Linked DNA regions of Homo sapiens: all the other regions are linked to region 1. A link is a contact called in ENCODE Hi-C or POLR2A ChIA-PET data. All regions are on one chromosome and are shown on one strand. Each heading gives the region's core, a stretch centred on a gene start or an enhancer-like site at or near the end of the contact. The rest is flanking DNA. Distances are from core to core; before and after follow the strand shown. Region 1 holds the start of JUND (JunD proto-oncogene, AP-1 transcription factor subunit). Region 2 holds the start of ANKLE1 (ankyrin repeat and LEM domain containing 1). Region 3 holds the start of MRPL34 (mitochondrial ribosomal protein L34). Region 4 overlaps PLVAP (plasmalemma vesicle associated protein). Region 5 holds the start of RFXANK (regulatory factor X associated ankyrin containing protein). Region 6 holds the start of BST2 (bone marrow stromal cell antigen 2). Region 7 overlaps BORCS8-MEF2B (BORCS8-MEF2B readthrough).

What was found. Hi-C counts contacts between places; a loop is a spot of excess contacts on that map. ChIA-PET counts read pairs that join two places held with the same protein, here RNA polymerase II (POLR2A). Pooled maps may share reads with other maps.
Region 2: POLR2A ChIA-PET joins it to region 1 with 15 read pairs in PC-3. The contact joins the promoter of ANKLE1 here to the promoter of JUND in region 1. A Hi-C loop is called at or near these places in 2 of 50 pooled maps. POLR2A ChIA-PET finds 5 or more read pairs at or near these places in 2 of 52 experiments (PC-3 and activated T-cell).
Region 3: a map with no recorded cell type shows a loop between it and region 1 (17-fold over the local background). The contact joins the promoter of MRPL34 here to the promoter of JUND in region 1. A Hi-C loop is called at or near these places in 1 of 37 single-sample maps with no recorded cell type and 8 of 50 pooled maps. POLR2A ChIA-PET finds 5 or more read pairs at or near these places in 3 of 52 experiments (AG04450, activated CD8-positive, alpha-beta memory T cell and activated T-cell).
Region 4: a loop to region 1 is called in a pooled map, with 5 times the contacts of the local background. The contact joins the enhancer-like site here to the promoter of JUND in region 1. A Hi-C loop is called at or near these places in 1 of 50 pooled maps. POLR2A ChIA-PET finds 5 or more read pairs at or near these places in 3 of 52 experiments (B cell, HEK293 and T-cell).
Region 5: a pooled map shows a loop between it and region 1 (10-fold over the local background). The contact joins the promoter of RFXANK here to the promoter of JUND in region 1. A Hi-C loop is called at or near these places in 1 of 37 single-sample maps with no recorded cell type and 6 of 50 pooled maps. POLR2A ChIA-PET finds 5 or more read pairs at or near these places in 3 of 52 experiments (B cell, activated B cell and activated CD8-positive, alpha-beta memory T cell).
Region 6: a pooled map shows a loop between it and region 1 (9-fold over the local background). The contact joins the promoter of BST2 here to the promoter of JUND in region 1. A Hi-C loop is called at or near these places in 2 of 50 pooled maps. POLR2A ChIA-PET finds 5 or more read pairs at or near these places in 5 of 52 experiments (CD8-positive, alpha-beta T cell, Caco-2, GM12878 and 2 more).
Region 7: a loop to region 1 is called in a pooled map, with 6 times the contacts of the local background. The contact joins the enhancer-like site here to the promoter of JUND in region 1. A Hi-C loop is called at or near these places in 1 of 37 single-sample maps with no recorded cell type and 2 of 50 pooled maps. POLR2A ChIA-PET finds 5 or more read pairs at or near these places in 2 of 52 experiments (B cell and endothelial cell of umbilical vein).

What each region holds. Positions count from the first base shown.
Region 1 is chr19:18,279,782-18,283,396 of GRCh38, forward strand. JUND (JunD proto-oncogene, AP-1 transcription factor subunit) reads right to left here and starts at 1,841. Exons shown (of 1, transcript NM_005354.6): 1 at 1-1,841. The coding sequence starts at 1,703. The coding sequence ends at 660. It overlaps MIR3188 (microRNA 3188), which reads left to right and starts at 2,296; the gene lies at 2,296-2,380. It overlaps LOC124904652 (a long non-coding RNA gene), which reads left to right and starts at 2,311. Exons shown (of 2, transcript XR_007067154.1): 1 at 2,311-3,349. RefSeq lists silencers at 430-739, 1,320-2,319 and an enhancer at 975-1,826.
Region 2 is chr19:17,280,196-17,283,654 of GRCh38, forward strand. It overlaps ANKLE1 (ankyrin repeat and LEM domain containing 1), which reads left to right and starts at 1,706. Exons shown (of 9, transcript NM_152363.6): 1 at 1,706-1,787; 2 at 1,862-2,014; 3 at 2,461-2,566; 4 at 2,669-2,807; 5 at 3,030-3,459. The coding sequence starts at 1,726. RefSeq lists silencers at 1,568-1,617, 1,628-1,717.
Region 3 is chr19:17,304,341-17,307,716 of GRCh38, forward strand. It overlaps MRPL34 (mitochondrial ribosomal protein L34), which reads left to right and starts at 1,532. Exons shown (of 2, transcript NM_023937.4): 1 at 1,532-1,617; 2 at 1,826-2,503. The coding sequence starts at 1,553. The coding sequence ends at 2,039. RefSeq lists an enhancer at 1,476-1,555 and a silencer at 1,786-1,845.
Region 4 is chr19:17,368,548-17,372,082 of GRCh38, forward strand. The region is part of intron 1 of PLVAP (plasmalemma vesicle associated protein); the gene reads right to left. Among named protein-coding and RNA genes, the nearest start is that of PLVAP, 7.0 kb to the right of the region's middle. Within about 2 kb of position 1,809, at least 6 of the 41 ENCODE cell types and tissues checked have a DNase peak (open chromatin) inside an H3K27ac peak, as active enhancers do.
Region 5 is chr19:19,190,986-19,194,278 of GRCh38, forward strand. It overlaps RFXANK (regulatory factor X associated ankyrin containing protein), which reads left to right and starts at 1,273. Exons shown (of 10, transcript NM_003721.4): 1 at 1,273-1,569; 2 at 1,975-2,115; 3 at 2,954-3,148. The coding sequence starts at 2,962. It overlaps BORCS8-MEF2B (BORCS8-MEF2B readthrough), which reads right to left and starts at 1,167. Exons shown (of 12, transcript NR_027308.2): 1 at 1,096-1,167. It overlaps BORCS8 (BLOC-1 related complex subunit 8), which reads right to left and starts at 1,167. Exons shown (of 6, transcript NM_001145784.2): 1 at 1,096-1,167. The coding sequence starts at 1,132. RefSeq lists an enhancer at 2,050-2,139.
Region 6 is chr19:17,403,932-17,407,091 of GRCh38, forward strand. BST2 (bone marrow stromal cell antigen 2) reads right to left here and starts at 1,699. Exons shown (of 5, transcript NM_004335.4): 1 at 1,360-1,699; 2 at 440-506; 3 at 198-258. The coding sequence starts at 1,644. BISPR (BST2 interferon stimulated positive regulator) reads left to right here and starts at 1,755. Exons shown (of 4, transcript NR_130766.1): 1 at 1,755-1,840; 2 at 2,146-2,365. It also overlaps a transcript of MVB12A not described here. RefSeq lists enhancers at 878-1,616, 1,601-1,660, 1,731-2,110, 2,301-2,360, 2,411-2,460 and 1 more.
Region 7 is chr19:19,158,750-19,161,903 of GRCh38, forward strand. All of the region lies in intron 5 of BORCS8-MEF2B (BORCS8-MEF2B readthrough), which reads right to left. All of the region lies in intron 1 of MEF2B (myocyte enhancer factor 2B), which reads right to left. Among named protein-coding and RNA genes, the nearest start is that of MEF2B, 9.9 kb to the right of the region's middle. RefSeq lists an enhancer at 1,649-2,624 and a silencer at 1,870-2,199. Within about 2 kb of position 1,823, at least 2 of the 41 ENCODE cell types and tissues checked have a DNase peak (open chromatin) inside an H3K27ac peak, as active enhancers do.

The DNA of each region.
Region 1 (3,615 bases), core at 591-3,090:
AAACAGAAAACCGGGCGAACCAAGGATTACAAACAGGAATGTGGACTCGTAGCAAAACAAAACAAAACAGAACAAAAAAGGGAGGGGGGACCGGTCGAAAGAACCGAAGGGGGGAGCGAGATCGAGGAAAGGGGCGGAGAATTTTTTTTTCTTCTTCCCATTTCTTTAAAAAACCAACACAAGAAAACACACACACACACAACCAACGTTTGTTCCCGAGTAGAAACATAAATAGGGCAGAATCGAACACTCTGTTCTTCTCTCTTCCAAAGAAAAAAAAAAAAAAGTAAAAGTAAAGGAAAGGCAGGGTTTGAGGCTGCGCCCCCTCGGAGCCCCCTTCCGCGGCGCGGTGTACAAAGGGGCAGCCGAGACGCGCGGGTTTGTGCAACACGGGGCGGCCGCGCGGGGGAAAGAGGCAGCGCGAGGGCGGGGGGGTCATGCGCTCGCCCCCCCGGGAGCAGGGGGTCCAGCTTGTCGAGTCCTGGGCACCCTCGGGGGGGGGGAATCCCCGGGGGCCGCGCCCTCTCTGAGTTCCTGGGCACACTCGGGGAGGGGGGGTCCCCAGGGCCGCACCCTCTCCAAGTCCGGGGCGCCCACGACACCCCCCCGCGAGCCCGCCCCTTGGGGAGGGTGGCCGCGCATGCGCCCCGCGCGCGGACTCAGTACGCGGGCACCTGGTGCTGGGGCAGCAGCTGGCAGCCGCTGTTGACGTGGCTGAGGACTTTCTGCTTGAGCTGCGCCACCTGCTCGCGCAGCAGGCTCGCCGTGGACGCCAGCTCCGTGTTCTGACTCTTGAGGGTCTTCACTTTCTCTTCCAGGCGCGAGATGCGCTCCAGCTTGCGCTTGCGGCACTTGGAGGCGGCGATGCGGTTGCGCAGCCGCTTGCGCTCCGCCTTGATGCGCTCCTGCGTGTCCATGTCGATGGGCGACAACGGCGGGCTCTCGCCGAAGCTCGGCACGTCGGGCACCGTCTGTGGCTCGTCCTTGAGCGCAGCCAGGCGCGGCGGCCCCAACGCGCCTGGGGGTGGCGGCGGCGGGAAGGGCACAGGTTCGGCAGCGAAGGCGACCGTCGCGGCGCCCCCCGCGCCCCCGGCGCCGCCCGCGTAGCTGCTCAGGTTCGCGTAGACAGGCGCTTCGGGCGCGGCCGCCGCCGGGGCCAGCTCGCCGGGGGGCGCGGAGCCCGTGGCCGTGCCCGAGGGCCCCCCGGCGGCGGCGGCGGCGGCGGCAGCGGCCGCGCCCGCGCCGAGCTGGTTCTGCTTGTGTAAATCCTCCAGGGCCTTGACGAAGCCCTCGGCGAACTCCTGCTCCTCGCTGGCCGCCACCTTGGGGTAGAGGAACTGTGAGCTCGTCGGCGTGGTGGTGACCAGCCCGTTGGACTGGATGATGAGGCGCTCGAGCTCGGGGGAGGCCAGCTTCAGCAGCCCCAGGTCGGGAGAGGCGAGCAGGCCGTCGGGGGGTGCCGCGCTGGGGGCGCCGTCGGCGCGCAGGGGGGTAGGAGGCGGCGCGGCCGCAGGCTTGAGCGCTGCCGCCACCTGCTCACTCAGGCTCAGCGTCAGCGCGTCCTTCTTCATCATGCTGCCGGCCGCGGCCGTCGGGGGCGCCCCGGGGAACAAGCGGCCCGGGGACGCGAAGCTGCCGCCGCTGCCACTGGCGCCGCCGCCCAGGCCGCTCAGCGCCTCATCGCCGTAGAAGGGTGTTTCCATCCTCCGCCTCCCCCGCCGCGCCGGCCCGGGGGGGAGTGGCCGCGGCCTCCCGGGGGGCCCGCGCCCCCCCGTCCGCTCGGCCCTGCGCCCGCCCCGGCCGCGGCCGCAGCGCCCGGCCCTCCACTGGCGGCGGCTCCTGCGCCGCGCCACTTGTGCGCCCTCTTATAGCCTCGGCTCGGCGCGATGAGCTCACCGCCCCCGTTCGCCATTGGGTGCGGGTGACGTCGCTCATTTGCATGGAGGGGCGGGGCCAAGCCGCCGACGCCCGCCCGGCCGCCGTTGCCCCGGCGACGCGCGGTAAACGCCACAACAGCGCGCTGCCTTGTGGGTTGACGTCATGGGGGCGGCCGCGCGCCCGGGCCGGGTCACCCCGCCCCGGGACCGCTGTGTACGACCGATCTCCCCGGCGCCGCCTCCGCCAAGGCACGTCCCGGGTGGCGTGATGGGCCCGGGCCACCAGGCGCCCGCCCGCCCCGAGGCCCCGCCCCGTGTCCGCGCGTGGGGCCCCGGCCGGGCGGGGGCGGGGGCGGGGGCGGTGCCGGCCTCCGGGGACTGGAGGGGGATGGGGTCCCGCATGGCTAAATAACTCCTTGGCGCCTCCTGCTCTGCTGTGCCGCCAGGGCCTCCCCTAGCGCGCCTTCTGGAGAGGCTTTGTGCGGATACGGGGCTGGAGGCCTGGTGGGGCTGTGTCCGGGGGCTCGCCGGGGGTGTGGGGAGGTCTGCGTTCCTCACCCTCCCTCCTTCCTTCCCTCCCTCCCTCCACCCCGCGTGTGATTGCTCAGGAAGAGACGGGAGGGGAGAGGAGGGTCGCCAGAAGTTGCTGAAAGCGCTTGGATCCTGATCATTTTCACTGAGTGCGTTCTAGAACCAGGAGTCCTACTTCCTGCCTTTACAGATGGGAAACTGGGCTCAGAGAGGTGGAGTGACCATCCCCCGAGAGTTAGCTAGGAGTCACAGCAGGGCCCGGGCTGTGACTAGGCCTGAGCTCTTGTCCACCCTTAGAACCCTAGAACCTGGGAGTCCAGGCCCCTGCGCAGCCCCTTCCTTCCGCCGCCCACGTTTTAACCCCAGGTCTGCCAGGGCTGTGATGTCCTGGGCGAGGGTGCCCAACTCCAGGGGCTGGGCTGATGAGGCAGGAATGCCGGGTATAATTATTACATGCTTGTTACCACTATCATGGCTGTTAGGGCTTAATGAGCCACTATTAAGACTGGCTGGGAAGGGGGTGTGAGGGAGGAGAGATGGACCCACCCCACCAATACTCACAAGGGATCCTTAGGACATCTGGATCTGACCTACAGCCTCTGCATGCACCCCTCCAGCTCCCCACCTCTGTCTGAATGGAGCCCACACCCTCCTTTCCCTGACCTCCTTCCCCTCACTCTCTCTGATCCTTGGCCTCCCAGTTGCAGGACTAATCGTACCTCTGGGCCTTTGCACGTGCTATGCTCTCTGCTTGGTACTCCCTTCCCCCAGTGCAAAGATGTGTCTTCAGGAAGTGCCCCACCCTCAGACTTTACTCCTTTATTGTAGCCTCTGAATCTGCCAGAATGATGGAGTGGACCATAGTCCCTGAAGGTCAGGGACATTGCCTATGCTGAGCCTGCTGACAGGGCCTCGCATAGAATGGATGCTCAGTATTAAAGGTGAATGCGGGGCTGGGTGTGGTGGCTCATGCCTGTAATCCCAGCACTTTGGGAGGCCGAGGCAGGCAGATCACTTGAGGTCAGCAGTTCAAGACCAGACTGGCCGAAATACAAAAATACAAAAAAAAAAAAAAATACGAAAATTAACCGGGTGTGGTGGTGTGCACCTGTAATCCCAGCTACTCAGGAGGCTGAGACATGAGAATCGCTTGAACCCGGGAGGCAGAGGTTGCAGTGAGCTGAGATTGTGCCACTGCACTCCAGCC
Region 2 (3,459 bases), core at 456-2,955, 1.0 Mb before region 1:
GGAACCTATCGTGTGTCAGGCCCTTGTGCCCAAGCCCCTGTTCAATCCCCGCATCAACCTCGTTAGGATTCTCACATTTTGCAGATGGGACACTAAGACTCTCAGAGGTCCAGCCCTCCAAAATACTGAAGTCCTAGTTCCGCTGGATTGAAAATGGGCAACGCAGAACGGGGACTGGAAATTTTTTAAAAATTGTTTTTAAAGACGGGGTCTTGGCCAGGCGCAGTGGCTCACGGCTGTAATCTCAGCACTTTGGGAGGCCGAGGTGGGCGGATCACAAGGTCAGGAGTTCGAGACCAGCCTGACCAACATGGTGAAACCCCGTCTTTACTAAAAATAAAAAATTAGGCGTGATGGTGCATGCCTGTAATCCCAGCTACTGGGGAGGCTGAGGCAGGAGAAGCTGTTGAACCCTGGAGGAGGAGGTTGCAGTGAGCTGAGATCACACCACTGCACTCCAGCCTGGGCAACAAGAGCAAAACTCCGTCTCAAAAATAAATAAATAAATAAAACAAAGACAAGGTCTCCGCCTGTAATCCTAGCACTTTGGGAGGCCGAGGCGGGCGGATCACCTGAGATCAGGAGCTCAAGACCAGCCTGGACAACATGGTGAAACCCCATCTCTACTAAAAATACAAAAATTAGCCGAGAGTGGTGGCACATGCCTGTAATCCCAGCTACTTGGGAGGCCGAGGCAGAATAGCTTGAACCTGGGAGGCAAATGTTGCAGTGAGCCCAGATTGCGCCACTGCACTCCAGCCTGGGCGACAGGGTAAGATCCGGCTCAAAAAAAAAAAAAAAAAAAAAAAAAAAAATAGGGCCTCACTCCGTTGCCCAGGCTGGTCTCAAACTCCTGCACTCACTAAAAGAAAAGAAAAGCAACAACAAACTAGTAGGCTCAAACGATCTTCTCTCCTCAGCCTCCCAAAGCACTGTGCTTAAAGGCGTGAGCTGGGCCCTCGGCCTGGGGGTTGGAAATTGAAGCCTCTATTTTATGTATTTATTTATTTTCTGAGACAGAGTTTTGCTCTGTTGCCCAGGCTGGAGTGCAGTGGTGTGATCATGGCTCACTGCATCCTCGAACTTCCGGGCTCAAGAGATTCTACCAACTCAGCCTCCCAAGTAGCTGGGACCACAGGTGCAAGCCACCCACGCCCGGCTAGTTTTTTGTATTTTTTTGTAGGGACTGGGTTTATCCAAGTTGCCCAGGCTGGTCTCGAACCCCAGAGCTCAAGCAACCCTCCTGCCTGGGCCTCCCGAAGTGCTGGGATTACAGGTGTGAGCCACCGTGCCCGGCCTAAGCCTCTCATAAGGCCGTGCTCCCTGCCAGAGGCCACCCTTGAAGAAGATTCCCTGAGACTTAATGACCTGGGGCACCCCGGACTTTCTTAATCGTAGCTCCACCCACTCGAGCCGGGTGCCTTCGCGTTTCCCGTTTTTAAATGAGATAGTGGCACACCCGGTGGCATCCTCCCACCCGGGCTCTTATCGGCGGTCCCAGACCCTGCTTGAGCGCCTCCGGGTGTCAAGGGCCCCTGAGGACACTAAAGCTCTCGAACCCCGATGTGGACCCCCGTGCGGCGCGGGGCAGCCTGGCTGGGAACCCTGCTCGGCCCTGGAGAGGGGCCCCCCGAGCCGAGGGGAGGAGCGGCGCATGCCCACAAGCCCCCCGCGGGAAGTAGGAAATCGACCGACCAGGCGGTGCGCTTCGGACCCAGCCAGGGCATGTGCTCGGAGGCCCGCCTGGCTCGCAGGTTGCGGGATGCGCTGCGGGAGGAGGAGCCGTGGTGAGGGCGGGGCCGGGGGCGGGCCAGGAGTGGGGGTCTTTGGCCGGGGTCCACTCTGACCGCGGTGTTTGCAGGGCAGTAGAGGAGCTGCTGCGCTGCGGCGCGGACCCTAATTTGGTGCTAGAGGACGGCGCAGCGGCTGTGCACTTGGCGGCCGGAGCCCGGCACCCGCGCGGCCTGCGTTGCCTCGGGGCCCTACTGCGCCAAGGCGGGGACCCCAACGCTCGGTAAGATAGAGCCTGGGTCCGGGGCGGGGTCTCCCCAAGCCGAAGTCTGGGAATCCGGGAAGGGGCGCCCCATCATCCCGGGCCAGGCCTCGGGGCTCGAGGGTGGGGTTTAGGGGATCTTGGGGAGGGAACTTGGGGGTCCAAGGGCAGGGGCTAGGGCTCGAGGGAGGCGCTGGGGTCCCAGACCGAGGGCGTGGAATGGGGCTGCGCTAGGACCAAAGTGGGGATCAAGGGTTCGGATATTGGAGTGGAGGCACCAGGGTCAGACGGCAGAGGTTTGGGTCCTGGCCTGAGGTCATAGCATCTAGGTTCCAAGGGCAGTGTACCAGGGTGGACGGCGGAGATCCGGGAGGCCGAGAACGAAGGCTCCAGGTCCCCAGAGCGGAGATCGGGGTTCCTGCCGGGAGGCTGAGTCCGCAATGACCCCTCTTGCGCTGCCGCCCCAGATCTGTCGAGGCACTGACGCCGCTGCATGTGGCCGCCGCGTGGGGCTGCCGCCGCGGCCTGGAGCTGCTGCTGAGCCAAGGAGCGGACCCGGCGCTGCGCGACCAGGTTGGGAGGCACTGCGCGGGCAAAGAAAGGCTGGGTGAGCCCAGAGGGAGGGAAGGAAGGTAAGAGGGCCTCGGGCGCCCCCTGCTGACCGCGCCCCTGTAGGACGGACTCCGGCCGCTGGACCTGGCCCTGCAGCAGGGACACCTGGAGTGCGCGCGAGTCCTGCAGGATCTCGACACGCGGACCAGGACCCGGACCCGGATCGGGGCAGAGACTCAGGAGCCCGAGCCTGCACCTGGCAGTGAGTAGGGCCTGCAGGGCTGCTGGGGCTTGACTTCTGGACCAGTCCCTGACATCCAGGGTCTTCCCCACCCCACCCATTGGTTCTGACCGTCTCACATCCACTATTTGTGGCCAGCTCTTTCGGCCTCAGACACTCTGATCTCCTTTTTCTGTTTGATCCTATTCTCATCGCTGTCTCATCCCTCCTCCTCTCCTCTCTGGCCCCCACTCTCACCTGCAGCCCCAGGCCTCTCTGGACCTACCGATGAGACGCTGGACTCCATAGCACTCCAAAAGCAGCCATGCAGAGGTGACAACAGGGACATTGGCTTGGAGGCTGACCCAGGACCCCCCAGCCTCCCTGTTCCCCTTGAAACTGTGGACAAACATGGGAGCTCGGCGTCCCCTCCAGGGCACTGGGATTACAGCTCAGACGCCTCTTTCGTCACAGCGGTTGAGGTCTCTGGAGCTGAGGACCCAGCCTCGGACACTCCCCCCTGGGCTGGGTCATTGCCACCGACCAGGCAGGGACTTCTGCATGTTGTCCATGCCAACCAGAGGGTACCTAGGTCTCAGGGCACGGAGGCAGAACTGAATGCCCGTCTGCAGGCCCTGACTCTGACCCCACCAAATGCTGCTGGCTTCCAGTCCTCCCCTTCCTCCATGCCTCT
Region 3 (3,376 bases), core at 282-2,781, 980 kb before region 1:
GCCTCCGTTTATTTCTCTATGAAATTAATCCTCTCATAAGTTTGCTACGCAGGTAAAGCACTCATCATAGTGTCGTGCATATAACAAATGCTCCATATATTATGGGCATTATTATAGTGGTGATGTTTTGCTAAACGATGCTACAGGTAGGATGGGCTTCGGAGGACGAGGGGTTAAATGCTCCTTGCTGCTTGGCCACTCACATCCCCTGGAATTTGCTGCCAGAGCTGGATTCCGTCCAGACACCTACTCTTGCCCACTAAGGGCACTTCTGGGAGACTATACAGTTTATTCATTTAGCAAACACCTCTCTGCATGAACCCCAAGCTGGCACTTGTAGGGATACAGCCCCAGGCCCCTGGCCCTTGAGGAGCCCTTGAACTTGGGGGAGAGTCAAGGGAAAGCAGTCGGGCCAGAAGAATGGACAGCGGTTGAGAGAAGACGACTCCTTTTTTTTTTGAGAAAGGATCTCACTCCGTTGCCCAGGCTGCAGTGCATTGGCGCTATCATTGCTCACTACAGCCTGGATCTCCTGGGTTCAGGGAATCCTCCCACCTCACCTTCAAGTACTTGAGACTATAGGTGGTTGCTACCATGTCCCCAGGCTGGTCTCAAACTCCTGGCCCCAAGGGATCCTCCCTCCTCAGCCTCCCAAAATGCTGGAATTACAGGCATGAGCCACACCTCACTCAGCCCTTGGAGAGGAAAGGATTTTTAAAGGGCGGATAGGGGAACACCAGGCAGAGAGGAGAGTGTGGCTGAAATGTAAGATGGTGTGTGTAGAGGGTTTTGCATGCCTGATGGAAGGGCTGAGCAGGTTTTACCTGGGGAAATGGGGAGCCAAGGATAGTGTGTGAGTAGGGGAGGGGTTCAGATCTGAGTATCAGAAAATTTTTCTTCCTTTTTTTTTTTTTTTTTTTTGGTTCTAACAACAGAGGAGAATTCTTCTAGGGCCCAAAATGGGGGCAAGATTGCCAAAGACAAGCTTGCAATCCCTGAGTTTACAGATTGAGAAAGCCCAGAGTGGCGCAGGGACCACCCCAAGGACACGCAGCGAGCTTGAACTCAGGCCTCCTCGGCTTCCTGCCAAGAGGCGGAGACTTGGCTGCAGCCAGGACAAGCTGCCAGCCAGCTGTGTGCCATCTGCCCAGCTCCCGCTGGGGGCGGGAAGACCAACCAGCCGCTTCCTGCAGCTGCCACCAGCTGCGCCCGGCCACCGCGGGGCACCCTCTGCCGGTCAATAGGAGAGAGAACTACAGCTCAGCTGCCAGCTGACCGCGGGAGATAATGCCTTGTGCGCACGCGCTTGCTCAGAAGGCGCCGTTCGCCGGCTACCTGTTGGTGTGTATGCAGAGCATCCCTGTGCCCCGCGGATATAGACTGGCGCGCCTCTGTTGCGCAGGCGCAGAACTACAACTTCAGGGTTTTCCCCAACGGCCTCTTTTTTGCACGTTAGGAGAAACTACATTTCCCATAATCCTTTGTTCCAGGGCTGGAGCGGCTCTGGGCTCCGGAATCGCCCGCAGCCGGTACTGCGGGACCCACTGCGGATATGGCTGTCTTGGCTGGATCCCTGTTGGGCCCCACGAGTAGGTCGGCAGCGTTGCTGGGTGGCAGGTAAGTCCTCAGGGGGACCCTTCCCCAAATCAGGGAATAAGGGCGGCTTCGGAGGCTGGCGCCACTCTTCACTGCCCGCGTGACCTGCCAGTGCCTTGCGCATTTTGCAGCCAGGCTCTGTCTCCGGGAGCCGAGGCTCAGAGAGGTTGAGCGCCAAGGTCACCCAGCGCCCCGTCTGACCTTTCTCGCCGTCCCTCTACCCACGCAGGTGGCTCCAGCCCCGGGCCTGGCTGGGGTTCCCAGACGCCTGGGGCCTCCCCACCCCGCAGCAGGCCCGGGGCAAGGCTCGCGGGAATGAGTATCAGCCGAGCAACATCAAACGCAAGAACAAGCACGGCTGGGTCCGGCGCCTGAGCACGCCGGCCGGCGTGCAGGTCATCCTTCGCCGAATGCTCAAGGGCCGCAAGTCGCTGAGCCATTGAGGATCGCGACGCAGTCGGCGGGACCCTCATGGAAGCATCGCCCTCGCCTCGGACCTTGCCTGGCGCTATTTTTGCAGGGAGCTGGGGAGCAGGAACGCCTCGGACCTGAGTGCTCTCCATATTGTGGGGTTGAAGTCTGGATGGGAGCTTGCCAAGTCCCTTTTTAGGCTTTTTAATTAGGAAGCATTTCGAACCTGCGCAACAGACCAAAGAACAGTACAAAGAACATCCGTGTACCCAGTACCCTGACTACCGACTACCTACAACCCGTCCCTGCCCCATCCTGAGTTCTTTTGAAGCTGATCTCAGGCATCGGATTATTTCTTCTGTAAATATTTCAGAATGTATCTCTCCAAGATGAGAGCTCATTAAAAGACAATTACAAAGCTTATCACATCCAAAAGAATTATCAATAATTTTGAAATATTATTAAACGTGTAATAAATGTTCAAAGTTCCACTTGCCTTATATGTGTCATAACTCTTTTTTTTTTTTGAGACAGTTTCCCTTTTGTTGCCCAGGTTGGAGTGCAATGGGGGGATCTCGGCTCATTAAAACCTCCGCCTTGCGGGTTCAAGCGATTCTCCTGCCTCACCCTCCCGAGTAGCTGGGATTACAGGCATGCGCCACCACGCCCGGCTAATTTTGTATTTTTAGTAGAGATGGGGTTTCTCCATGTTGGTCAGGCTGGTCTCGAGCTCCCGACCTCAGGTGATCCGCCCTCCTCTGCCTCCCAAAGTGCTGGGATTACAGGCATGAACCACTGCGCTCTGTCCCCCAGGCTGGAGTGCAGTGGCACGATCTCGGCTCACTGCAAACTCCCTCTCCTGGGTTCAAGCAATCTCCTGCCTCAGCCTCCCGAATAGCTGGGATTATAGGCGCCCACCACCACACCCGGCTAATTTTTGTATTTTTAGTAGAGACGGGGTTTCAACCATGTTGGCCAGGCTGGTCTCGAACTCCTGACCTCAGGTGATCTGCCTGCCTCGGCCTCCCAAAGTGCTGGGATTACAGGTGTGAGCCGTCATGCCCAGCCTGTGTCATAAATTTTATAGGTCTGGGAAGACTGGTGGAAAACTGTGTGTGTGTGCGGGGGGGTGTTTGTTTTTGAAACAGGGTCTCGCTCTGTCACCCAGGCTGGAGTGCAGTTGTCGGATCCCTGCTTACTGCAACCTCTGCCTCCTGGGTTCAAGCAATTCTGGTGCCTCAGCCTCCCAAGTAGCTGGGATTACAGGTGCATGCCACCACGCCCAGCTAATTTATGTATTTTTAGTAGAGGGGAGTTTCACCATGTTGACCAGGCTGGTCTTGAACTCCAGCCCATAAGGAGTTTGAAT
Region 4 (3,535 bases), core at 559-3,058, 910 kb before region 1:
GAGGTCCTTAGGGTGGGTCCTAATCCAACATGACTGATGTCCTTATAAAGAGAAGAGATTTGGACACAGAGACACGGACAGAAGGAAGACCAAGAGCAGACACAGGAAGAAGATGCCACCTGCAAGCCAAGTAGAAAGACCTGGAACAGGCCGGCTATGGTGGCTCACGCCTGTAATCCCAGCACTCTGGGAGGCCAAGGCGGGTGGATCACGAGGTCAAGAGTTCAAGAGCAACCTGGCCAAGATGGTGAAATCCCATCTCTACTAAAAATACAAAAAAATTAGCAGGGCATGTTGGTGGGCACCCGTAATCTCAGCTACTGGGGAGGCTGAGGCAGAGAATTGCTTGAACTCGGGGAGGCGGAGGTTGCAGTGAGCCGAGATCGCGTCTCTGCACTCCAGTCCAGCCTGGGTGACAGAGCGAGACTCCGTCTCAAAAAAACAAACAAACAAACAAAAACCTGGAACAGATCCTTCCCTCACAGCCTCAGAAGGAACCAACCCCGCTAACACTTTGATCTTGGTACCACCCAGTCTGTAATACCTTGTCATGGAAGCCCTAGCAAATTAATACAAATGCTAACACCATCTCATGAGGCAAACAACAGTCTTTAAAAAAAACCTTTTTTTGTTTTTTTTTTTGTTGTTGTTTTTGAGACAGGGTTTTTTGCTCTGTCACCCAGCCTGGAGTGCAGTGGCACGATCTCGGCTCACTGTAACCTCCGTCTCCCGGGTTCAAGTGATTCCCCAGCCTCAGCCTCTCGAGTAGCTGGGATTACAGGTGTGCACCACCATACCTGGCTAATTTTTGTATTTTTAGTAGAGACAGGGTTTCGCCATGTTGGCCAGGCTGGTCTCGAACTCCTAACCTCAAGTGATCTGCCCACCACCAGCCTGGCCAACATGGCGAAACCCCATCTTTGCTAAAAATACAAAAATTAGCCAGGCATGGAAGCGCATGCTTGTAGTCCCAGCTATTTGGGAGTCTGAGCCAGGAGACTCGCTTGAATCCGGGAGGCGGAGGTTGCAGTGAGATGAGATTGTGCCACCACACTCCAACCTGGGGAACAGAGTGAGACTCTATGTCCAAAAAAAAAAAAAAGAAAAATTAAAATTAAATTAAATAAGATATGCAAATGGCCAAAGAGCATATCAAAAGACATTCAAAATCGGCTGGGCGCGGTGGCTCACACCTATAATCCCAGCACTTTGGGAGGCCAAGACAGGTGGATCACCTGAGGTTGGGCATTCGAGACCAGCCTGGCCAACATGGTGAAACCCCATCTCTACTAAAAATACAAAAAAATTAGCCAGGCCTGGTGGCAGGTGCCTGTAATCCCAGCTACTTGGGAGGCTGAGGCAGAAGAATTGCTTGAACCCGGGAGATGGAGGTTGCAGTGAGCCACGATCACACCATTGCACTCCAGCCTGGGTGACAGAGCGAGAGTCTGTCTAAAAAAAAAAAAAAAAAAAAAAAAAGAAAGATATTCAAAATCATTAGCCATTACGGAAATGCAAATCAGGACCACAGTGAGATACCACTACACACCCACGAGGGTGGCTATTTTAAAAACCCATAAACCCCCAAAATGAACAGTAACAGGTGTTGATGAGGATGTGGGGAAATCAGAATTCTCAGACAGTACTAGTGAGAATGTACAATGTTGCAACGGCTTTGGGAAAGTCTGGCAGTTCCTCAAAATGTTAAACATAGTTACCACGTGACCCAGAAACTCTACTTCTCAGCATATACCCAGAGCAATGGAAACACATCCTCACATCAACTTGCCAGGAATGTCCACAGCCGCTCGATTCACAGTAGCCAAAGGTGGAAAGAACCCAAATGCCTGTCAGCAGATGAATTAACGCACAAAATGTGTTCCTTCCATACATAGAACATGATTCAGCCATAAAAAGGAAGGAAGCACTGATCCATGTTGCAGTGTGTGTGAACCCCAAAAACATGATGCCTAAGTGAGAGAAGCCGGACACAAAAGGCCACAGAATGTGAGATTCCACTGACATGAAATGCCCAGAACAGGCAAATCCATAGAGACAGGAAGCAGGTTGGTGGCTGTCAGGGATTGGGGGAGGGGAATGGGAAGTGACTGCTGATGGGGACGTGGGTTTTCTTTTGGGAAGGTGAAAATGTTCTAAAATAATGTTCTAAAATGGATCGTGGTGATCAATGTACAACTCTGTGAATTTACAAAAAAATCATCAAATTGGCTGGGCGCGGTGGCTCACGCCTGTAATCTCAGCACTTTGGGAGGCCGAGGCGGGCGGATCACGAGGTCAGGAGATCTAGACCATCCTGGCTAACACGGTGAAACCCCATCTCTACTAAAAATACAAAAAATTAGCCAGGCGTGGTGGCGGGCGCCTGTAGTCCCAGCTACTCGGGAGGCTGAGGCAGGAGAATGGCGTGAACCTGGGAGGCAGAGCTTGCAATGAGCTGAGATCGCGCCACTGCACTCCAGCCTGGGCGACAGAGCGAGACTCCATCTCAAAACAAACAAACAAACAAACAAAAACATCAAATTGTACACTTTAAATAGGTGGATTGTAAAATACATGAATTATATATCAATAAAGCTGTTTTTAAAAATTATTTATTATTATTATTATTATTGAGATGGAGTCTCGCTCTGTGGCCCAGGCTAGAGTGCAGCGGTGTGATCTCAGCTCACTGCAACCTCTACTTCCTGGGTTCAAGTGATTCTCATGCCTCAGCCTCCCAAGTAGCTGGGAATACAGGGGTGCACCACCATGACCAGCTAATTTTTGTATTTTAGTAGAGACGGGGTTGCACCATGTTAGCCAGGTGGTTTCGAACTCCTGACCTCAAGTGATCCACTGGCCTCAGTCTCCTGCCTTGACTTCCCAAAGTGCTGGAATTACAGACGTGAGCTGCCACGCCCGGCCAGCTATTTTTATTTTAATTTAATTTTATTTTTTTTGAGACATGGTCTCACTCTGCCACCCAGGCTGGAGTGTGGTGGTGTGATCACAGCTCACTGCAGCCTCAGCCTCCCCAGGCTCGGGCAATCCTCCCACCTCAGTCTCTCAAGTAGCTGGGATTACAGGCACGTGCCACCACTCCTGGCTAATTTTTTATAGAGATGGGGTCTCACCATGTTGCCCAGGCTGGTCTTAAACTGCTGAGCTCAAGCAATCCACCCACCTTGGCCTCCCAAAATGTTGGGATTACAGGTGTGAACCACCACGCCTGGCCAGCAAAGCTGTTTTTAAAGAAAGTGTTCACAATTTAACAAACTAAAGCCATGCCTTTCAAACTTTGGAAGAGAACCCTCTGCAGAAATATAATAAGACATGAAGAATCAGGAGAGTTTGTCTTTCTGCAACTCTCTGTCCTTCATCCTTTTGCAGTTGGCCCTGGGTGAATGTCCTGGGGGGACATGGGGAATGCCTTCTGTTCTCAAAAGCCTTAGTCATTAGGAGGCTGAGGTGGGAACACTGCTTGAGGCTGGGAGTTCGAGACCAGCCTCGGCAATGTAGTGACACCATGTCTCTA
Region 5 (3,293 bases), core at 23-2,522, 910 kb after region 1:
AATCCATGTGAATGAAGTGATGTGTAGGCCTGTATTATGTATTCTAGATGTGAGTAATCTAGGGTGATTTAAAGTATAGGGGATTAGCTGGGTGCAGTGGTTCACACCTGTAATCCCAGCACTTTGGGAGGCCAAGGTGGGTGGATCACTCGAGGTCAGGAGTTCGAGACTAGCCTGAGCAACAAGGTGAAACCCCGTCTCTACTAAAAATACAAAAAAATTAGCTGGGCATGGGGGTGTGTGCCTGTAATCCTAGCTACTCAGGGGGCTGAGGTTGCAGTGAGCTGAGATCCCCCCACGGCACTCCAGCCTGGGTGACAGAGCGAGACTCCGTCAAAAAAAAAAAAAATTAAAGAATTAGCCTGATGTGGTGGTGTGCACTTGTAGTCCCAGCTACTGGAGAAGCTGAGGCAAGAGGATCGCCCGCGCCAGAGAGATCGAGGCTACAGTGAGCCATGATCGCGCCACCGCACCCCAGCCTGGGCGACAGTGTGATACCTTGTCTCAAAAAAAAAAAAAAAAAAGGAAACAAGACGCACAGCGATTACTACGCCCCGGGGATTCTTCCAATGCATTACAAATATCAGGTTGTTGAGTTTTTTTTTTTTAGACAGGGTCTCACTTGTCACCCAGGCTGGGGGTGCAGTGGCACGACCGTAGCCCACTGCAGTGCAGCCTTGACCTCCCGGGCTCAAGCAATCCTCCCACCTTAGCCGCCCAAGTAGCTGGGACCACAGGCGTGCGCCACCACGCCCGGCTAATTTTTGTATTTTTTTAGAGACGAGATCTCACTATGTCACCTAGGCTGGTCTCGGGCTCAAGCGATCCTCCCGCCTAGGCCTCCCAAAGTGCTGGGATTACAAAGCCACCACTCCCAGCCTCAGCTACTGAATTCTTGAAACAATCCTGGGGGGACCGGTAATTAAAGCAGACACGGAGCCTTTCTACAGGTTTCAAAACTAGTCAGCGGCAGAGCTGGGATTGGACGGCAGTTCAATCACTGCTCCTCGCACGGTCCCTCCGCGCCCGGCCTTTGTCAGGCCGCCCCTCCACAAGTTACCGGCCCCCTCTGTCCCGCCCGCAGGCCCGCACCACCTTTCTTCCCCTTGAGCTGCATCTCCGGCTCCTCCATAGCGACCGCGGCCGAGCGAACCGGGAAACGGCACCGGAAGCCCGGAGGTTGGGACGCCCGCCTAAGCCTTCCCTGCTGAAACCGGACGCCGCACGGCTCCTGTTCCGGTGTCAGAGGGCCCGCCCTCCCCGCTCCTCAGTCTTTGCGGACAAGAAAGGGGCTGTGTGAGACGCAGGGAAGGAGGCACACCCGGGGGTGGCGCAGTGAGGAGGGGGCGCGACGGCCAGGAGGCTGGTGGAGCGACACCCAGGCAGGAGAGGGGGAAGAACTCTCTCCCTTTCTGAACCCCCTTTTCCTTGAGAGACGAGTTGGGGGAGTCCTCCACGCATTACCCACTCGGGCCGCAAAAACTCCCTTCTTTAGCCCTCTGCCCCCGCCCTTGCTTATAAGCCTTTGAGACCGCAGAAGGGACCTTGTTGTGGAACGGGACGGCCAAGGTACGCTGCCCCTTTAAGTTCCAGACGCCCCGCGTACTTCCCCTACTTCTTCTTCTTGAGATAGCCCCGCCCATCTACCCGAAGCCGGAGCCAATTGGCTCCCTCTGGAAAAATCTGTGGGCAGGGTAAAGGTGAGCGGGCGCAGGCGTAGTGAAATTCTCAGAGCCCTTTAGGCCCCGCCCATTCCCTCCGAGTCGGTGAGGAGGGGAAAAGAAGGCGCAGGCGCAACTGCCCTCCCAGGACCCCAGCGGAACCCACGCCCTCCCCTAAGTCTTAAAGGGCCAGAGGCAGCACTTACTGCCCGGGCCCTTCCTCACTTTTGGGGGGCGGGGGTGCGCAAGCGCAGTGGGGGAGCTCTGGGGTGGGGGTAGCGGTCGAGTATCAAGTTGCTTTCTGTCCCGGCAGAGGAAGCCAGATCGCTGAGGGTCCGGTCTCCAGTTTGCCTCCTGCTATATCCATTGGAAGAGAAAAGTTTGTGACTTGGGCCCCCAAGTTTTGAGAGAACTGGGCTTTCGGCGCGGGGGGACAGAGGAGGCTCGTGGGGAGGTGAGTGGACCTCCTGGATCGATTTAGGAGGCTCGGGTGGGACTGGGACCAATCGCACCTTTGTTGAGCCGTCACTCATTATGGGGAGCCCCTCCCAACAACCATAGCGAATATTTATTGAGCTCCACGCTTAGCAGATCCCCCGATAAGCTATGTACAGACATAATTCGTTGTAGGTCTCATTTCCACATTTTGTCGTGGAGGAAACTGAGGCTCAAAGGTTAAGTCACGTGCCCAAGTTCTCACGGCCTATAAATTGAGGGATTCGAACCCAGACAGCTGACCCCAGAGCCCCGGCTTTTTTTTCCTTTCTTTTTTTTTTTTTTTTTTTTTTTTGAGACAGAGTCTTGCTCTGTCGCCCCAGCTACAGTGCAGTGGTGCGATCTCTGCTCACCGCAACCTCCACCTCCCGAGTTCAAGCAATTCTGCCTCAGCCTCCCGAGTAGCTGGGATCACAGGCGCCCGCCACCGCGCTTGGCTAATTTTTGTATTTTTAGTACAGATGGGGTTTCACCATGGTGGCCAGCCTGGTCTCGAACTCCTGACCTCATGATCCACCCTCCTCGGCCTCCCAAAGTGCTGGGATTACAGCCGTGAGCCACTGTGCCCTGCCAGAGCCCAGGCTCTTAAACATTGCACATTGTAGGTGCTTTGGTGGTGGGGAATGGTAGACCTCGAAAGCAGTTGGACTCTGGTTTTCATTTCCCTGGCTCTGGTAATTAACCTGGACCTCAGTTTACCCACCCTCACAGTGCAAGGCTAGGTATGCAGTCGGTGCCTACTTTATTATAACTGTTGATAATTATTGTCATCTCTCCCCTTCTGACACCTCCGCCAGCTTTCCCCATGGAGCTTACCCAGCCTGCAGAAGACCTCATCCAGACCCAGCAGACCCCTGCCTCAGAACTTGGGGACCCTGAAGACCCCGGAGAGGAGGCTGCAGATGGCTCAGACACTGTGGTCCTCAGTCTCTTTCCCTGCACCCCTGAGCCTGTGAATCCTGAACCGGATGCCAGTGTTTCCTCTCCACAGGGTAGGATACCTCCTCTGGGATTAGCCCTCTGGGATTCCATGATGATGGAATGTCAGGCCTCACATGGAACCTGTGTCTTGCTTTCGTTTTTGTTTTGTTTTGTTTTGTTGTTTTTTGAGATGGAGTTTTGCTCTTGTTGCCCATG
Region 6 (3,160 bases), core at 449-2,948, 880 kb before region 1:
ACCGGGGAGGGAATGGACAGCGGCCACCCATGGCTCTGTGACCCTAGGGGCTAAGTTATCCTTTTGTGGGACTCAAACTTTATCCCTTGGGGCAATGGGGATTTTGGGAGCAAAGGAGATCCTGGGTCTTGGGCTAGGGATGTGGGGGTGAGAGGAATGTGGCAGGTGGAGGGTAGCGGGGGAAGGCTATCTCTGACCTCAGTCGCTCCACCTCTGCAGACGCGTCCTGAAGCTTATGGTTTAATGTAGTGATCTCTCCTGGTAGGGTGGGAGGACAGAAACAGGGGGCGGGTCAGCATGTGGCCATGCTGGGGCCCTGCTCCACTCTGGGACAGAACCTCCCCCTTACCCCAACCTCCAGCCCTGGTCTCCCTGCCCCCACCCCCTCTTCCATACCTGACTCACCCCTCCCCGGCCCTCTCCCTTCTCCCTTTCTCACCCTCAAGCTCCTCCACTTTCTTTTGTCCTTGGGCCTTCTCTGCATCCAGGGAAGCCATTAGGGCCATCTAAGAAGAGTTAGAATCTGGGGTTTTGGCCTGGGGAGTTTGGCTGCTGCCCCTGGGACCTGGGCCTCCTCCCTAGGTCCTGGGGACAGAGGGGCTTAAATGCAAACCCCTTTCAGGTTTTCTTCCAACCCTCTCTGCACCATGGTCTCCAACCTTAAAGAACAGCCACAACCACACACTCTCCCAGGGCCACCCATAAGCATGTGGGTCCTCAAAATGGGAGTTTTGAGGCCACCCCACGTGGAAACTTGGAGGCTATCGATAACCAAAGTTTAGTGGACATTTCCAGATTGCCTGAGCAATGGCCCAAGAAAAGTTAGAGGGCCCTACCAAATCCAGAATGCAGTGGGATTTCCCCGCCCAAGTGACATGCCCAGCGAGAGTTTCAAGATCCCCCATATCAGGACCCAGGTGAATATTTCAGTTTCTTAGGGATGAAGTGAAAATTTCAAAAGCCCCCTTTTTCAGGGTCTGGTGAGGTCCCCCTTCAACCCTGAATAGGGATTTCTACTCCCCCAGGACTGGTGCCCACGAGGAGTTTCAAGGCCCCCGACACCAGTGCCCTGGAAAGAATTTATAAATTCACCTAAGTCCCAGGGGGATACTGAGGTCCCCGATTTGGGGGATCTGGAGAGTTTTAACACCCTGCCCCTACACCAGTGCCCTGGACTGGGTTAGGGGCCCACAAACCCTGGTAGGGGAACCTAGGTCCCTTGATGTGGGGGCCCAGGAGCAGTTTCAGGACCTCCCCTGCATCTCCCTGGAGACCCACCCTGGGTCAGATTTCTGGGGAGAGATTCTTGTCCCTCCCACCGCCTAGTACTAGGCCATCCAAAGGAGTTGAGGAGCTTACCACAGTGTGGTTGCAGGTGGCGGCCTGGGCCTCCACATCCTGAAAGCCCTTCTGGGCCTCGGTCAGCTCTTGTTGCAGGAGATGGGTGACATTGCGACACTCCATCACTGCCCGAAGGCCGTCCCGGCAGGCCTCGCTGTTGGCCTTGATGGTGAAGATAATCAAGGGCACCCCCAGAATCACGATGATCAGGAGCACCAGAATTCCTATCCCCAGCAGAAGCTTACAGCGCTTATCCCCGTCTTCCATGGGCACTCTGCAATAGTCATACGAAGTAGATGCCATCCAGATCTCCCCTTTAGAGTCTGGCCTGGAGTTAGGGGAGGGTGCTGGAATCTTCTACGGGCCACCCCTTTATTAGCATAGGAAACGTCCTGACCAATAGCAAGTTCCAGGAAGTGCTCTGACCAGCAGCTCTTGCATGAGGCACCTACAGGCAGAGGATTAATTAGGTTTTCAGTTTCAGTTTCCCAGAAAGGAGGTGGGCTTTTTTTTCACCCTGCTTTAAAAGCCCTTGGGCCCTTCCCAGCTGGGTGCCAGCCAACTGTGGCTGCCTGGGACACTCCATCTTAAGTCCCTGTGCCTCTGCTGTGTGTTACTGAGTGCCTAGGCCGTGCCAGCCTGTATTCATCTGTACTATGACCTGAAGAGGCAGAGGCCATCACTGTTGGTCCGGTCTCCACCTGGGGAAACTGAGGTTGCACAGTTGCGTGGTGGAGTGAGGGCAGGGCCTGGGTCTGGGGGCGGGGCCTGGGTCTGACCCCAGGGACTGGTTTTTGTGTTCAGGTGTCTCTGTGGTGACGAGCAGGGCTTCATCCAGTGCCTCTGTCCCCACCGAGGGGACTATGGGAGACATGGAGGGTGTGTGAGCAACAGGTGAGACTGGAGCCAGCTGAAAACTGGGAGACCGACCCAGCCAACAAACAATGTCGGTCTCTGTCTTGGCACCTGCAGGAAACAAGCTCCTACTTCCAGAAAAAGTGCTCCTGGGACTCCAGGATACCAGGTAAACTCTCTGAGCCTGTTTCTTCATCTGCAAAGGGGAATAACAGGGCCAGCCTCAGACACTGTCCATGTGGCCAAGAGAGCCAGGGCTTCCTACAGGAAATCAGGCCCATTATCGGCACCCAACTGCTGGGCATGACCGCTGAAAGGGGACTGCATGTTTTTCTTGTGGCTTCTTCAGCCACATCCTGACCACAGCCCAGATTCTGTTAGGTCTGCCATTTCCATGTTTTTTTTTCTTTTCAGCAGGGCCAGACAGTAGGCGAGGTCAAGTCCAGAGCCCAGGCCTCCCAGAAGGCCTGGGGAACTCCCCCCAGGCCCTGACTCCAACATCCCTCAGAAGGACCCCATTAAAGCCACTTAGAGCCAGGCATGGTGGTACATGCCTGTGGTCCCAGGCTGAGGCTGGGAGGCTGAGGCAGGAGGATCACTCGAGCCCAGGAGTTTGAGGCTGCAGCGAGCTATGATTGTGCCACGGCACTCAAGCCTGGGTGATAGAGTGGGATCCCATCTCTTAAACCAATAAACAAAAAAATCACTTAGAACCAAGAACCAATTAACAAGCTGTGGGAGATGATCTTGCTGAAAATTCTGAGGGTGAACTTGTCCCAGGAGGAGGGACCTACCAGCCTGGCCAGGACTCCAGGTGCAAAGACACGACCTTTGCCTGACTTATTTGACTAAGCTGACTTATTTGAGCAGCACTGTTCTGGCCTGCTAACTTTAGGGTTAGTTTGGGACCAGGTCGGAAATCACAATTGCATGAATTGCACATTGGAGGCCAGGGTGGTGCACC
Region 7 (3,154 bases), core at 573-3,072, 880 kb after region 1:
GCTGTCTCAGAAAAATAAATAAACAAAAATAAAAAAATTTAGCCAGGCGTGGTGGTGCACCCCTTAGTCCCAGCTACTCAGGAGTCTGAAGTGGGAGGATCACTTGAGCAGGGGGAGGCAGAGGTTGCAGTGAACTGAGATCCTGTCACTGCACTCCAGCCCGGGCAACATTGTGAGACTGACTCGAAAGTTTTTTTTTCTTTTTTTTGAGACAGAGTTTTGCTCTTGTCGCCCAGGCTGGAGTGCAGTGGCGCAATCTCAGCTCACTGCAACCTCCTCCTCCCCAGTTCAAGCAATTCTCCTGCCTCAGCCTCCTGAGTAGCTGGGATTACAGGCACACACCACTACACCCAGCTAATTTCTGTATTTTCAGTAGAGATGGGGTTTCACCATGTTGGCCAGACTGGTCTCGACCTCCTGACCTCAGGTGATCCACCAGTCTCGGCCTCCCAAAGTGCTGGGATTACAGGCGTGAGCCACAGTGCGTGGCCTAAAAAAAAAAAAAAAAAAAAAAAATTAAATCTAGCGGGGCATGGTGGTGCCTGCCTGTAGTCCCAGCTACTTGGGAGGCTGAGGCGGGAGGATCACGTGAGCCCAGGAGATGGAGGCTGCAGTGAGCTATGAGTGGGCCACTGCACTCCAGCCTGGGTGACAGAGTAAGACCCTGTCTCTAAAAATAAAAAAGCTCCTTGCTGCTTATGGCTGCTGTGGGGAGCAGTGTCTGTTCAGGCTAGAGTGAGGTGACAGGAAGAGGCTGGGCCAGTGGGAAATACAGAGTTTGAATGGAGACAGGGGTGGCACCTGGGCAGAAGTGGTGACCAAAGGGTGCAGGATGTGCTGGTGACCTGGGATAGAAGAGGAGCCTGGTGATCCCAGGCCTGAGCGATGTGGGGGTGAGGGGGAATTGGGAGGACAAAAGAAGAGCTCAGGAGTGCGGAAGCATCAGAAACTTTCTGGCAGTATCTGTGGTCACTAAGTCAATCAACAAACATTACCCTGAAGTCCTTCAAGCCATAGATTATCATCTCCCCAGCCTGGCGAGGCCCCTTAGCCCCCCAGTAATGGAGATGGGGTGCTGGAGGGAATCCCACCCTTCCACTGACCCTTCCCCTCTGGCCTCTCTGCGTGGTAGGACTCAGTTCTCTTACCTGTTAATTGGGGGTGAGAATCCTTCTCCCACCAGCTGGGAAGAGGGTAGGGAGCAGGGGTCTACTGAACTTTTTTTTTTTTTTTTTTTGAGATGGAGTCTCGCTCTGTTGCCCAGGCTGGAGTGCAGTGGCGTGATCTCGGCTCCCTGCAACCACTGCTTCCCAGGTTTAAGCGATTGTCCTGCCTCAGACTCCCGAGTAGCTGGGATTACAGGTGCACACCATCACACCCAGCTAATTTTTTATATTTTTGGTAGAGGCGGGGTTTCAGCATGTTGGCCAGGCTGGTCTCGAACTCCTGACCTCAAGTGATCCGCCTGCTTTGGCCTCCCAAAGTGCTGGGATTACAGGTGTGAGCCACCACACGGGGGCCTCTATTGAACTTTTCTTCTGGCTTCTGGGAAACCAAAAGGAAGAAGGTCTGGGCCTTGGAACTGGGGGCGCTGAGTCAGTACAGCATCCTGCAAGACCACCTTGAAATACTGTCATCAGTCACCTGCTTCCTCCCCCATAAAATGGGTCACAGGATCCTAACCTCACAGGCTTTGCAGAGGGGTTTAAGAGAAAAGATTAGGAACAAGTCAAGTTCCCTTTCTTGGCACCCCTGCGGGACTTTACTGGGGGGATGAGCTGCAGAGTCACTTCGCCAGACCCCTGAGCCCGCAGGGAGGCCACGGCTTGGCAGAGGAACCCAGGCCGGGAAAGGAGAAGTGAGAGGCAGGTGGGTTGGGTGGGGGTGGGGGTGAGGGCCCGCGGGAGGCGGTGAAGCGGGGAGGGGGCGCTGCTCCCGGCCCCTGCAGCGAATCAGGCCTGCCGCCCCGCCTCACGCAACCCAGGCTGTGGTTTCATCACCTGCTCCCCAAGTACCTCATTATGGGCGACAGGAAGAGCCCCTTGGAAAGCCAGGACCCCTCCTCCCCTCTCCTGGGGGCTCCAGCGGCTCCGACCCCAGCTGCAGGCGACCCTCCCTCCCCAGCCAGAGCCCTGGGCCCGCCTCCTCCCCGGGGGCCTAGGGAGGTGGTACCCAGGTGGGGGGGCATGTAGGTGACCTGGCGGCCTGGCTCAGTTCACAGCGGTCCCTGGAGCCCCGCACCTGCCCTCAGGGACTCAGGGGAGACGGTGGGCTCGGGCAGTGACTCCCCTGTTGCTGAGCTTCTCTGGAACTCAGTTTCCTCCTCCAGAAAGTCAGGGGGCAGCAGGGGCCACCTCGCTGAACTGGGGGGAGGGGCTTCACAGTAAGGTGCTTTACAGATGCGGGGAGGATTTGTGGTCGATGGGTCCTGATGCCTCTCAGAAGGCCTTGGGGTCACCTCTCCATCCTGGGGGAACCCAGCTCAGATTGCGGGCCCCAAAAAGTCCCTGGTGGAGTGCTGAGGGACAGGGGCGGATGGGGTTGGGGGTCACTCCATCCTTGTATGGGCATAATGGGAGGTAGAAATATTCCCCACACACGGAGACCCCCAAACAGAGCCGCAGAAAATCCACAGATGCCCGAAACAACAGATCCCCCAAATACACAAGTATTCCTCCTGCGAAAGTCCCCAAAATACATGCAGTTCACGATACGCCAAACCCCCCAACCCACACAGCTCTCCAAACACACACATCCCCAAAACACATCCTATTCCCTCTGCATAGACAGACCCCAAAAACACTCAGACATACCCAGATGCCCCAACACATGCCAATCCCCCAAATGCACAGACACATACAGATCTCCCTAAACACATGGCCGTCCCGCAAATACACACAGACCCCTTTCCCCTGAACAATGTGGAGACCCCCGCCAGACGCATGCAGACTCTTCCAAACATATGCAGACTCCCCCCAATCCATGCTGGTCCCCCATTACATAGGTAGGGCCCCCCCATCCCTGCAGTGATACCACCCACACTCTAGCTTTCTTCTTTTTTGTTTTTTTTTTTTGTGAGACAGAGTCTCACTTTGTCACCCAGGCTGGAGTGCAGTGGCGTGTTCTCTGCTCCCTGCAACCCCTGCCTCCTGGG